Regions from separate parts of the Homo sapiens genome. Here region 2 is linked to region 1. The links are chromatin contacts, found by Hi-C or POLR2A ChIA-PET in ENCODE. All regions are on one chromosome and are shown on one strand. The core of a region is the stretch at or near the end of the contact, and the rest is flanking DNA. Distances in the headings are between cores, read along the strand shown. Region 1 holds the start of TMEM218 (transmembrane protein 218). Region 2 overlaps FLI1 (Fli-1 proto-oncogene, ETS transcription factor).

Region 1 (6,869 bases), core at 1,684-4,183:
GAGTTGCATTCCTGGAAATTTTACTATATTAAACTGTGCCAAAAAATACATTATGTTTATACAAAAACCGGAGTTAGGCTCTACACTCAGATAATTATAAATGAGTATCCTGTGGGATACTCAAAATTTGCACAGGATGCAGGACAATTCTTCGTTGTGAGGACTGTCCCATACATTACAGAACATCCAGTATCCGCAGTCCTGATCTGTAAACCCCAGTAGTGCCTCCAATCAAAGAATAACAAAATACATCTTCACAAATTCCAAAACACCCTAAAACGGGCAGCAACATCTTCTTGGGGAACCACTGTTCTAGACACAGTCTTGCATAAAGAGACATGTACAAGGTGTTTATTGCAGCTTTGTTTACAATAGCAAAACATCAGGAAAAAACCTAAATGTCCATCAATCAGGGAACAGATACAATATTATATATTCATAATGAATACTTAAAATGAATGAAATTGATCTATATGTATTGATGTGAATATATCTCAAAAACAATGTTGAGTGACAAAAACAAGTTGCAAAATGGAACCCACAGTATGATACTACTTGTATTTTTAAAATTAAATACAATCTAAACAGTAATATATATTGTTTCTGACGAACGTATATACAGCAAAAGTATAAAAACATGGGCATAAACAATACATGACAATTTCAAAAGACTATTTGCCTCTGCAGAGGGAGGAAGGAAAGGGAATGGGGTTAGGAGTGGAAATAAAAGGGATCTGAACTAAATCTGTGATGTTTTATTTCTTTAAAATAAAAAACTTGAGCTGGTGTGCCAAAATGTTAATATTTATTAATCTGATTGGTGGAACATAGATATTATACTACCCAATGTACTATTTTCTGTTTTTAAATTTTTCGTGATAATTTTTAATTTTTAAAAAGGTAATGGGCAGCAGGATGCATATGAATTGGGTGACCAGTTAGGAAACTATTGCAATTCTCCAGATAAGAGATGATGAGGGTCTGACCTCCAGTCTTAGCTGTGTCAAGGGAGAAGGTGTTAGAAATGACACAAGTTTCTAGCTTAGTTGACTGAGCTGATGGTACTGCTCTTAAGAAAACAACTATTTAAATTTAATTTGTGCTATTCTGGATATTACACAAATAACCCAGAAGACTTGGACCAACTCTAACAGTTAGAATAGAGGGCAAATGGTAGTTGAAGCTGGCTGGCGCCATTAGAAATGTTGCCCTTCAATCCCCCTTAGTAGCTTAAGAGTTCGTGAGACATTGGATTTATATATGGTATGGCTTTAAAGTAATAAGATAAATATTCCCAAGCTCTTTTAAGAATGGAGCTCATAATTTTATAAGCAAACTATACATTTTCTTACTAAGCATAGAAAAGAAGGGCTGGGTATAGTATAGAGTGCTGCTATAGAGGAAGAGAGAACATCTAGTCATTTTTATCTTATTTAAATGTGAGAATAATATCTGTGATAATTTCCCATATTAGAATAGCTAAATTATTGTTATTGAGTACAATACAATAAAATATAAAAACGGGTTCATGCCATCATTAAACCTTCTTTGAGAAGTGATGGCTTGGCCAACCCGATTTCAAGGGTAAGTCCATTTACTTAATATCTGTGGCATTTAAAGCAGGTAGACTGGAGTGAAAAAAAATAATTTAAATTTGAACAGTTCAGCAGCTGACAACAAAAGCAACTACAGGGCTAATGTTTTCCTTCTGTGCTCAATGCTGTGAGGTTTTTCTCTGAGAGAGTTTGTTCAAAACCTTTTAGATGTGTGTGTTCATTTAATGGTTGTTTCTACATACCCTTTCATCCAGCTGTCAGAGAAAATAGGAATAAATGGACTGATCCCTGCACAGGTAACCTAATGGATTAAAAATACGGTACTCATCACCAGGTTGATCATCATGAGCGAGAATACTAACTGCCATTATAAGATGACTTATAAGATGACTTACTATCTAAGACAAATGTGGATTCCTCAGAGGGTAATGTGGCCTAAGTGCTGCTGCTGGAGGGAGATATCTCACCCATCCCCCGATTTTCACACTGACTCAAGCCCTTGAAAGCAACAGAAAACAGTGGGTTACAAGGAGTGAAGTGCTCCTCTGGAAGAGTCCTTTTCACTTTGCTTTATAGCTGTTTTCCAAACCTTCAAAAATAACGGGGGGGGGGGGTTACTTTCACACTTTTATGTTTCTACTTTAAACACTTCACTATCTTTTGAATTTTAAAATATTAGAATAACGCCTCTACCTTTGTAATTAGATAAAATGCAAGCCTGGGGAAAAAATCAGTTGCCAAGCTCCCAAAATGCCACCGATGTAGCATCTGCTCTTAACACGTTGATAGAAAAAGGAGGATCAGTAAACCTAGGTCTCTTCCTTGCATCCCTCTCCTGGACGGTGTTGTGGGTTGGAAGCGCTGCAGAGCCTCGGTCTATCCGCTCTCTGGATCTCACAGCACTGCAGCCTGGGAACACCCCACTTGAACTCTAAGCTTCTCCCCAACCCTGTTGCAGATTCAAACTGGCGACAGGAAAACAATGCCCCCCATGTCTCGTCTTCAGAATGTGCACCTGGCCACCTCCCAGGAGCTAGAGAGGGATTAAGGTCTCGGTCATAAGAGATCTGAATCAGGCACTGACACTTCCTTTTCTTAAGAGCATGAAACAAAACAGTCCTTCCTTCTCTGCCTCCAATTAAGTATTTATTAGCCGGGCCTTGGGTCCAGATCAGCGGTAAGGGTGGTCTGCGAGGTCCGTGCACCGCCGTCCGCCCACGCCTTCTTCCAACCACCTCAGCCCGACCCTCCACTTTTCTCCCTTCCCCGCAGCCGCCCCGCTTTCCTCACCTCTGCCCCCTTCACCTGGATCCACTCTCCCCCAGGCTCTACTCACACCTCAGATTCCGGCGCGTTCCAGCCCACGGGGCTCTGGTTTACTTAGGGCGAATCACAAGTGGGCTTTCATTTAGGTGATTTAAGATTCACTAATCAGCGTTGCTCTTTCAACGGCCAACTTCTTCCTCATTAGCTTACGCCTAGCGCGGCTCCCGGCAACGCCGAGCGCGGTGGGTTGGCTCGTCACCCTTCGTTACGCCCTCCGATTGGTCGGTGCCTGTCAGCCTTTGGACCGACCTCAGTTCGGTTGGGTAGCAGCGGTCCGAGCTGCACTCCCCGCCCCCCCGCCACTCCACTGTCAATCACACCATCTCTCCGTAACTCATTGGGCCATTGGTCAGTCTAGCCTGAGGGCGGGTTGTTGGGCGGAAGAGAGAGACTTCTTCCGGCCTCACTCGCTGTCACCATAGAGATTGCCCATCCAGGCAGCGAAGCAGCAGGGCCAGGCAGCTCAGATCTCGAACTCCAGAGAACTGCACAGTCATCTAGACATCAATGCCTTTTCCGGGGCCTGATGAACATCTCAATCCCCAACCCACTAGCTCGAGTGGGGCGCAAGATGTGGTGGACAAGTCAGCTCAGGCCCGGTCATTAAGTGTCCCCAACAACCCTCCTGGAGGGAACTGAGGACGAAGCACCAGTTGTAATAACGGCACGCTTCATTTATCTTTATCTCGACTTGTTTTATTTGGTATTTAATTCTTCCATTAGCCTTGCGAAACAGACAAAGGCAAAGATCATTCTACCCACGGGACAGACTGGGGAAGAGGCCCAGGGTCCATCAAGTAAACCCTCTGCCGCCAGGCTGCTGGAACTGGAGCTGGCCCACGCTATTGGCAGACTGCTGTTACCTAACTGCCAACTAAAGCTTGCCATGACTTTGCTTTGAGGCTATGGCCTGTTAGACCAAAAGATGCATCAATCAGGACAACCAAAGGAAGTAGGACAGAGGCTGCGTGCTCCACCACTGAATCAAGAAGGGGAAACAAACAATAATCAATACCAAATTGGAGAGCTGCACCGTTTGAACCTTTGACCTTAAACAAAATTTTAAGAAATATCATGAAGCAACCTATTCAATCTTAGAGCACTGAATCTCTGATTTAAGGAATTCTCCTGAATCACAGCTTTATGAACCAAAAAGAAGAAGATGCTTGAATTTCATCAACTGCACGTCTCAAATTTATTCAACTTTCGAGGCTTCATTTACAATCACATAAAGTAACCAATGATTTGTTGTGCGTTTAGCAACTTAACATTACTTGGCCCAGTGAGAAGCTCTGTGGCTAAGAAATCCTTTATTTTGATGAATTCATTTCACTGGAACTGAGTGTTGACTGCAGCTATGTTCTGTTAGGAACTGCGAAGATATACAAGAAATGAGATGTGACTCCCATCTTAATAGCCCGTGGTTTTGTAATGTTAGGTCAACAACACATGAAACAAGTAGGAAACACTTTAAAGCAAGATATAACAATGGGCCAACCCTATTGTACAATTAATTTCTCCAAAATATAATAATACTTCATATTTGCAGAACATTTCGTAGTTTCCAGAGCACTTCTTCCCTTGTATTATTTGGGGGATATTTTGTTATGGCTGGAATTAATGTGTGTGTCTTTATCATAGAGCTAGAACTAATGCTGGGTCCTAGCATATGAGTAGGAACAGGAAAGGTGGAACAGAATCCAGGAGGAGAAAGTAGTTTGAGCAAAGAGGCCAAGGCAAGAATGAGCACTGAGTATCTGGAGAATAATATGGAGACAAATGATGGAAAGTAATGTGTAGACAAGCTGGTCAGAACTGGCTCTGAGACCTTAATATTTTGGAGGAAAGTGGTCAAAAGTTCAAAGTTTGAGATTGGAAAAGTTAACTTCCTTACACTTCTAATGATCATACTGGCTTCAGTTAAGCTATAAATTAAAAATGGGCATGGCTCAACAGAACTTGAGTCCTGTCCTCTCGCTTTTCTCCTTAGGCAGCATGAGCTTCACCATTTGCTTTACCACCTCCACCAACTACCAGTCCCTGCATTCCATCCAGCCACACAGCCACAGCGTCCAGTTCATCAGCAGCACAGCCAAAGTCTATGCAGTCCTCAGGGGCTTGGGCTCCCGGACCTCAGTGTCCTTCTCCACCAGCTTCTGGAGTGGCTGGGGGTCTGGAGGCCTGGCTGCAGGGATGCCAGGGGTCTGGAAGGAATGGGGTACATCCAGAATGAGAAGGATACCATGCAAGGCCTGAATGATTGCCTGGATTTCCTACCTGGACAGAGTGAGGACTCTGGTGACCAAGAGTCAGAGGCTGGTGAGCAAAATCTGAGAGCACTTGGAGAAGAAGAGACCCCAGGTCAGAGCCTGGGGGCATTACTTCATGACCATCAAGGACTTGAGGGCTCATATCTTTGCAAATTCTGTGGACAATGCTTGTGTTGTTCTACAGATTGACAATGCCCGTCTTGCTGCTGATGACTTTAGAGTCAAGTATAAGACGGAGCTGGTCATGTGCCTGTCTGTGGAGAGCAACGTCCGTGGGCTCCACAAGGTCACTGATGACACCAATGTCACTCGGCTACAGCTGGAGACAGAGATGGAGGCTCTCAAGGAGGAGCTGCTCTTCATGAAGAAGAACCAAGAGAAGGAAGTAAAAGGTCTACAAGCCCTGATTGCCAGCTCTGAGTTGACCATGGAGGTAAATGCCCCCAAATCTCAGGACCTCAGCAACATCATGGCAGACCTCCCGGCCCAGTATGATGAGCTGGCCCAGAAGAACTGAGAAGAGCTGGACAAGTACTGGTCCCAGAAGACTGAGGAACACACCACAGTGGTCACCACGCAGTCCACCAAAATAGGAGCTGCTGAGACAACATTCATGGAGCTGAGATGTATAGTTCAGTCCTAAGAGATCAACCTAGACTCAATGAGAAATCTGAAGGCCAGCCTGGAGAACAGCCTGAGGTGGGTGGAGGCCCGCTATGCCATGCAAATGGAGCAGCTCAGTGGGGCCGTGCTGCACCTAGATTCAGAGCTGGCACAGGCCCAGGCAGAAGGGCAGCACCAGGCCCAGAAGTATGAGGCCCTGCTGAACATCAAGGTCAAGCGGGAGGCTGAGATTGCCGCTACTACTACTACTGCCGCCTGCTGGAAGATGGGGAGGACTTCAATTGTGGCGATGCCCTGGACAACAGCAACTCTATGCAAACCATCCAAAAGACTGTCCAGGATAGCGGATGACAAAGTGGTGTCTGAGATCAACAACACCAAAGTTCTGAGGCGCTGAGCCAGCAGAAGCAGGGTACACTTTGGGGAGCAGGAAGCCAATAAAAAGTTCAGAAGTCATTGGATGTCAAAAATAAATTGGTAAGTAAAAGAACGGACATGAATGAGGAAGTACTCCAAAGTTTTTTACGTCTTCCTGAATGGATATAACATTATTAGGTTTTCTCTCTCTTAAGAGGGGATCCACCTCCCAAGTACTCCCCAAATGCACCCCTTAACTAGGAGCAGGGTGTTATTAATAGTTTTCTGATTAAATGATATCATATCCTCTCAATGAGATTGAGAGAAGTGCCGTCATCATAGTGCTTCATCTTTGCTGTCTCAGAATCAAAACTGTGTCCCTCACTCTAAAAAAGACTGATTATTTGATCATCTAATTTTTCTCTTTTAAAAAATTGCCTTCCCTGGCCGGGCATGGTGGCTCACGCCTGTAATCCCAGCACTTTGGGAGGCCGAGGCGGGATCACCTGAGGTCAGGAGTTTGAGACCAGCCTGGCCAACATGGTGAAACCCCGTCTCTACTAAAAATACAAAAATTAGCCAGATGTGGTGGTGCACACCTGTATTCCCAGCTACTGGGGAGGCCGAGGCAGGAGAATCTCTTGAACCCAGGAAGCGGAGGTTGCAGTGAGCCACGATGGCGCCACTGCACTCTAGCCTGGGCAACAGAGTGAAACTCCATCTGAAAAAAAAAAAA
Region 2 (6,605 bases), core at 2,691-5,190, 3.6 Mb after region 1:
TCCCACTCTCCTCTCCCAGTCCAGGAGGGCTGGAGCTCTGGGCATCTCAGGGTCAGCTGCGGTGAGCCTGGCCACAGGGCTCTGCATTCCTTCTGGGCTTTGCTTGGTTTGAGTGGGTGTGACCGCCAGTTTACTCTGGAGAAAACTGAGACAAAGAGTCTAAATTGGGCAGGATCTTGAATCTAATGACTTGTTTACAGACCCTGTACTTTTTCCAGTGCAGGGAGGAGGAAGAAGGCAGGGCATGCTCGTCACTGTGGGCATGGGCACATTGCTGTTTTCATCCTAAGGAGGTAGGACAGCTTCAGAAAGCAGCAGGGCATCTGCCTGGCAGCCAGCAGGCAAAGTGGCATGCTGTGTAATTTTCCAAGGTAGGGAGGAAGCAGTGGCGGCTTCTGCTTGGTCCTACCGGCTTGGCTTCCGGGGCACACGCTGCTCTGGGGAGAATGCCTGACCCTGCCACATGAAAGGCCTTGCTTCCTCCCACTTCAGCTTCAAGCGATGGGGAGATTACCCTCCTCACCCCTGCTCCAAGTGCATCACAACCCAGAGCACCCAGCCAAGAATGCACACCTGTGATGGGGCTAAGGAGGCCTCACTGGACCTGTGTAAGGAGAGAGGAGATTCCCAGGAGGACCTCACTAATAGAAAAGCACACGCATGATGGTTTTGCTATCGTGTGACATTTATTTCATACTTGCTACCTGTAAGAAATTCCTTGAAAACGAAATAGTATATGGCAAGATTTAAGGACTTGCTCTTCCAGATTCTGGAGGTCCTTCTGGAGCCCAGGGATGCTGTTTCTAAGGCATGTAGGTGCTGAGGGTCTACCCCAAAGGGCAGTTTGGGACTGCAGGGCAGGCAGGAAGTGCCTTTGTTTGTGTGCATGCCAGGCGGTTTATAAACATCCCCTTTACTTCCCTTGCCAACCCAGGAGTATATATTGCAATTACCACATTCTGATGAGGAAACTGAGGCTCAGAGAAGTTAAATCATTCACTCCAGGCCATACATCTGCTAAATGTGTCATGCTACATCCACTTTGCACCTAGTTTGAACAGGTTTACAAAGCAAGTCAGTAACCCCTGCATGCCTGGGTGCCTGAAGTTGAAAAGGGGTGGCTCTAAGATGTGGTCTACTACCTCTCCTGGACTGTTGCAGTTGGGTGTGGCTGATTTGAAATTGTGCTTCAAAAGAATGAGTTCTAGTCCCTGAATAGAGGAGCTCACACCACAGTGCACTGTAGATCTTTGTGATCCAGAAGTCCTCCAGATGTTCCCAAAAGGATCTCTAAGGTGTTGCTGGGGATGTTGTGTGTATAGGGAGTGTTCCCTTGGGGGCCTCTGAGCCCTCCTGGCAGAGAAGCCTCATAGATAATGGCATCCCCAGAAAACTCTACACTTGGAATGGGACCCAAATTAAATACAGCACCAGCAAGACTAACTGAGCCACTACCTGGAATATGTCAAGATACAGCAACTAACACTTACTTTATGTTTGTCATTTGCAAACCCTATCATGTCCGTTAATCCATTCAAATGCTGAGAGGTAGGCAGGGCAGCTATTATGATTCAAAAAAGAGGCCACATCTTTGTGGATTTGGGTTCTAATCCCAGCTCCTGCCGTCACTAGATGTGTGTGGTCTGAGCAAATCCTTCCACTTCTCCTAACCTTAGTTTCCTCATCTGCAACATGAGAAACTTGCTTTCCAAAGTGCCTCAAGCTATGGGAGTGGGGATACGGGAATGAGTCTCCCCAACATTCAGAGGCTCCCCCAGAGCTGGCAGCCCAAGGCACACCACTAAGTGCCACTGCCTTCTCCTCCCCTCTGCTGGCCGGATACTGACCAATGGAGAAACCAGGACTGGGGCGGGAAGGAGTAGGTGGTAAGATTCTTTTTCACTTGTTTCCTGCACCTGGAGACAACAGCAAGACCATTATTTGGATGAGTTATTGTTTAGAGTTTTGTTTGTTTTGGTTTGGGTTTTTTTAGCTTTATGAAAAGAAATGCCTATTTTTCAAATTTCAATTGTTCCTTTCTACTGCCTGTCCAAGCTCACTACTTTTCAAGAGGCCAATCCCTGGGTAAATCTTAGTGAATAGCAGTCGACTGTGTTATTTATCTGTGCCCCATGCTGGAGGTGCAGACTCGGTGAGACCAGCAGAGCAGCTGAGGTTAGACTCAGTGGAAAATCCAGAAGTGCAGATGTGGATCCAAATTGGGCTGAAAAAATCTCATGAGATCAGGCTTTCTTGGACTTCCTGCTTTTAGCCTAAGCACTATGTTCAACATAAACGAACTTTCGGTATTTTGAAACTTCCGTTTCTGATCTCAGAACCTGGAAGTAAAGAGCTGTTGTGAACATTTCCACAAATTTTGTCATGGTTATTCTGGAGGCAGAGTTGAACCCTGTAATTACGGAGCTTTGGGACTCACTACACCCACAGTGGCCTGCCTGGATTGCAGTATGGGAGAGGGGAAGGCATTTTGGTGGAGAGTCCAGGCTTTGGAGACAGGCAGGACCCTGTTCAAATTCTAGCTCTGCCATTTCCGGCCATGTGACTGGACCTGTCAGAGTCTCAGTTTCCTCATCAGTTAGATTAAAAAAAAAAAAAACAGTTCGTAATGTTGTGAGGACAAAATGGTCTGCGTGTGTGTGTACTCTTTCTCCCCTTTTCCCGTGTGTGTGTGTGTGTGTGTGTGTGTGTGTGTGTGTGTGTAAAATCTGTAATATTTATTTACTTATAGCTTGAATAAGTTCCCCTGGGAGTCTCAGGCTGCCTGCCTCTGATAGATGTGACATTGTGAAGTTGCTGAAATCCACCTAATTAGCTGTCAAAGAGTGCATTATACAAAGACAGCGAGGGCTCTGCATTCAGTCTAAGCTCTAAGGACTGGCACGATCTCTGGTGGACTTGAAGGGCAACGGAGACTTACTGCAAATTTTGGGAGCTGAATTACATTCATCCCGTCTACTCATGTTTCTGGGGCCTCATTTGCTTTCCTGGGACAAGCAAGGGCAAGGCGCTGGGCAGGTCAGTGCTGTGAGAAAGCAAGGTGCTCCAGCAGCATGGAGTCACCGGCTGAAATGGACAAGAGCTATGCAGGGCAAGGAAAAAGGGAGGAGAGGGAGTCAGGGCCATGGGAGACAAGGGACATGGAAAACCCACCCAAGGCTGCTGAGAAACAGGACTAAGTTAGTAAGCCCATCCTGCAGGTGCTACTACTTCTTCTCTGTTTCTTGGCTTACTTTTTTTTAAAACTCATTACGTGCATCGTTTAAGTTCTTTAAAATAATGATTGCAGAAGTGTCACTTCATCCTTGTATAAAATTTAAAACGTATAGAAAATTTCAAAATAAGAATGTAAAAGCACGCATAGTCTCACAATACAGAAAGCAGCCGATTCATATTTTGGTGCCCTTCCTTCCGGTCTTTATAATGCAAATATATAGACATATATGTATTATTTTATCTAGCCAGAATCATATTGCTTTGTAACCTCCTTTTATTCTCTTTATATTAAATTACGGCCATGTTCCTGTATCATTAAATATTACACTATATCACTACTTCTGATGGAAGTACAGCAAACCACTAAACACGGAAGTCAAGTCCTGGGCTCTGGAATAGTATATATTATTTTAGTTATGCCCAGCTTCTGGACCTGGGATGGCATTTTGTAACAGACGCAGCCTTATCTCTTTTGTATTTTCATAAAATCTTCAGTATAGGCTCTAAAAAGGAGCCCACGTGAAATGCTGAAAAGACGATGTTTAAAAAGTCACAAAGTCCCCCTAGAGTCATAAAACCAGAAACACTGGGGGGTGGGGAGGCCAAGCCGGGCCTTCGCTCACCTCCTTGTGCCTCTTAATGCAGCCCAGATGGAAGCCCGTCCAAGACCGGATTGCAGGCAAGCCCAGGGCCCGATCTGATAGCACAAAGACACCCACAACTCTGAATTTCCTGCTACCAGGAGGCCTCTTTTTGCATAGGCTGTCTGATTTACACATACGTGGAAAGCAGCCACTAATAATAGAAGGGTTGCCTCTTTTCTTCCGTTGTCAGACTCCGCGGGCCCTGCTCAGTGACTCCCGCGTCTCCAAGCAGCTGCCTGCCTCTCTTTCTGCCCCTCACAGCAACAGGGTCAGCCGGGCTCCTTGTAAGAAAGAGGCCAGGCCCTCTGCGCCTTCTCTGTGTGTGGCGGAGGTGGGGAAGGTGCTTTCTGAGGGCTCTTTGTCTGGCGAGCAAGCCGGACCTCTGTGCAACAGAAGCCGCCTCTGGCCACCCCCGGCCCTTCCCCCTCCACCCAGTCAAGTTCTGCACAGCCAGTGTTTTCTCCTCCAGCCCCAGCTAACCTGAGCTCTCTCAACTAATCCAGAGAAGCTTCTGGAGAATCTGTCCTTGCCAACTAGGGGCTGGCAAGTTCGTGAGAGAGAATTAATTCTCTGTGAGCCCCTTAAGACTAGTAACTATGTGGAGCTCACCCCTGTAGGATGCACCACAGACAGCTGGAATGGTCAAGCCCTTCAGGGATGCCTTCTTCTGCTGCCTTGATTCACATGGTGCCATCCACTCAATCATTCATTCATTCCGCCAGCCTGTACTTGGCACCTCCTATTCTCAGCACGGTGTAGAATATAGGGATGGAAGAATGGAGGCGAAGACAGACGAGGTCCCTGCTGTCACAGAAGAAACAAAGAATAAAAAGAGAAGAAACTAGAATTGAAGAGTCTGTGGTGGGGATTGCAGGGGAGATGCCTGTCAAGTTATAAAAGGCCCTAATACATTTTTGCTTTATGTTTGAAATTGTGACCCTGTCCTTAGCCTATTCCCAACCAGCCTCAAGCATGGTTCAGTCTCACAGTCCAGCTGCTGAGCTGTAGAGAGACCATCTCTTTATACAAGATCAATTATGGGTGCAAGAGCATGCCTGGCTCAAGCACACAGACCCACAGACCCTTGTGGTCAGGGAGTTCCTACATGAACCCAAACCTTTGGGGGCTGGGATGTTTACTCTTGGCACTCTGGGATTTCCTGTTTCTAAGAAAATGGGCCTAGATGCTCAGCTACATTAACCAAACAACATGTTGACACAAATGAATCTGAAGCTTGCCCGCTCCAGGCTCTCTAGAAGGTCAGGTTTGGGAATGAAGGCATTTGGGTGACTTTCCAAACTCTGAATCCCAAGCCCAGTGACTCAGGCCAGGTATTAATTTGAGGGATCTGCTTCCCTCCTCTTCCTGCCTAAGAAGGCCCCACTAAGTGGCTAGAGTCAGAGGCTCCCTGGTCATCTTGAGTAGTGGGAATGCTTCTCCTGTCTGTCTGCAGCTGGTCTTAGAGGGAGGCAGCCCAGGTAGTATGGTAGGATGCTCCAAAAGACCCACCCCGCAGAAACCTCCATCACGTTTCTGTCTGCCTGAAATCCTTGCCATGGGTTCACTCCTTTGAACGTCCAGGAGGTTCATGTAAAAATGTAAAAGTTACCCCCTGACGTGACTTAACCATATGACATTTGACACACGACTATATGACATTTACTATATGGCTGAGCCTAGCAAGGTCCTGGGAATATGGAAAACCTGAAACATTTTGACAGGGTATGGAGGAGAGGAAGGGGAGAAAGCAGAGGAAAAGCTGACAAGGTCAAGGGATGCTTCTCGGAGAAGGGAGAAGGGCAGGAGGAGGATGTTCAGGCAAGGAGCAGAGCAGCCTGGAGATGCCAGTTTGGTGATTATGGACACCTTGGCTGCTTAGCCAGAGGTGGCCCTCACAATGCCATTCCTGCTGTGCCCACTGCCCAGAGTGCCAGCAAACACTGCAGGATTTGCTTGCTCAGACTTCAGGCAATGCAGCTTTGTCTGCTGGGGAGAATCTTACCATTTTTAACCTGTATTTGAACCAAGAGATTTGCGTGACCTCCACAGGAAAGTGCAACTATCTTCCAAAAATGTATAAATTATCAAAGATGTATTCTATAACAAAAATGACAGTCCTTGAGATGTGGTGGATTAATATTGCTAGATCAGGAGCTACTCAGATGAGGTAAAGTCCCTTTGGGAAAGCACAGAGCCTGGGGAATGAGGGATGGAGGCCAGTGTGCAGAAAAGCCGTGCGGAAACACCTCGTGCAGTCATTCTCCTATCGAGCTCTGGGAACCGCGGGGTGGGGGAGAATCCAAACAATCGGGAGGAAAAATATCCCTGTTCTAGCTGTTCAGGCTGCTGTAATGGAGTCCCATAACTGGGTGGCTCATCAACAGTGAATGCTTATCTCTCACAGTTCTGGAGGCCAGGAGTCTGAGATCAGAGTGCCAGCATGATCGGGTTCTAGTGAGGGCTGTCTTCCTCACTGTGTATCTGCGTGGTAGAAAGAGGGCAAGCTAGCTCTCTTGGGTCCTCTTTATTAGGGTACTAATCCCGCTCTGAAGGCTCCACCTCCACGATCAAATCACCCCCTGAAGATCCCACCTCCTATACCATCACATTGTCCGTTAGGATTTAATGTATGAGTCTGGGGAGGGACACAAACACTCACTCCATAACAACATGACAGCTGGCACCATGGCACAATTAAAGAGAAGAGAGGAGCAAGTGGGGGCTCAG

What was found. A loop is a pair of places that touch in the nucleus more often than their neighbours do. ChIA-PET counts read pairs that join two places held with the same protein, here RNA polymerase II (POLR2A). Pooled maps may share reads with other maps.
Region 2: a loop to region 1 is called in a pooled map, with 6 times the contacts of the local background. The contact joins the enhancer-like site here to the promoter of TMEM218 in region 1. A Hi-C loop is called at or near these places in 2 of 50 pooled maps. POLR2A ChIA-PET finds 5 or more read pairs at or near these places in 2 of 52 experiments (activated B cell and naive thymus-derived CD8-positive, alpha-beta T cell).

Annotation. Positions count from the first base shown.
Region 1 is chr11:125,108,693-125,115,561 of GRCh38, forward strand. TMEM218 (transmembrane protein 218) reads right to left here and starts at 2,934. Exons shown (of 5, transcript NM_001258244.2): 1 at 2,847-2,934. It also overlaps the pseudogene KRT18P59. RefSeq lists enhancers at 2,629-2,718, 3,074-3,986, 3,349-3,528 and a silencer at 3,189-3,258.
Region 2 is chr11:128,716,676-128,723,280 of GRCh38, forward strand. All of the region lies in intron 1 of FLI1 (Fli-1 proto-oncogene, ETS transcription factor), which reads left to right. Among named protein-coding and RNA genes, the nearest start is that of SENCR, 24 kb to the left of the region's middle. RefSeq lists enhancers at 497-596, 1,265-1,784, 2,303-2,512. Within about 2 kb of position 3,941, at least 11 of the 41 ENCODE cell types and tissues checked have a DNase peak (open chromatin) inside an H3K27ac peak, as active enhancers do.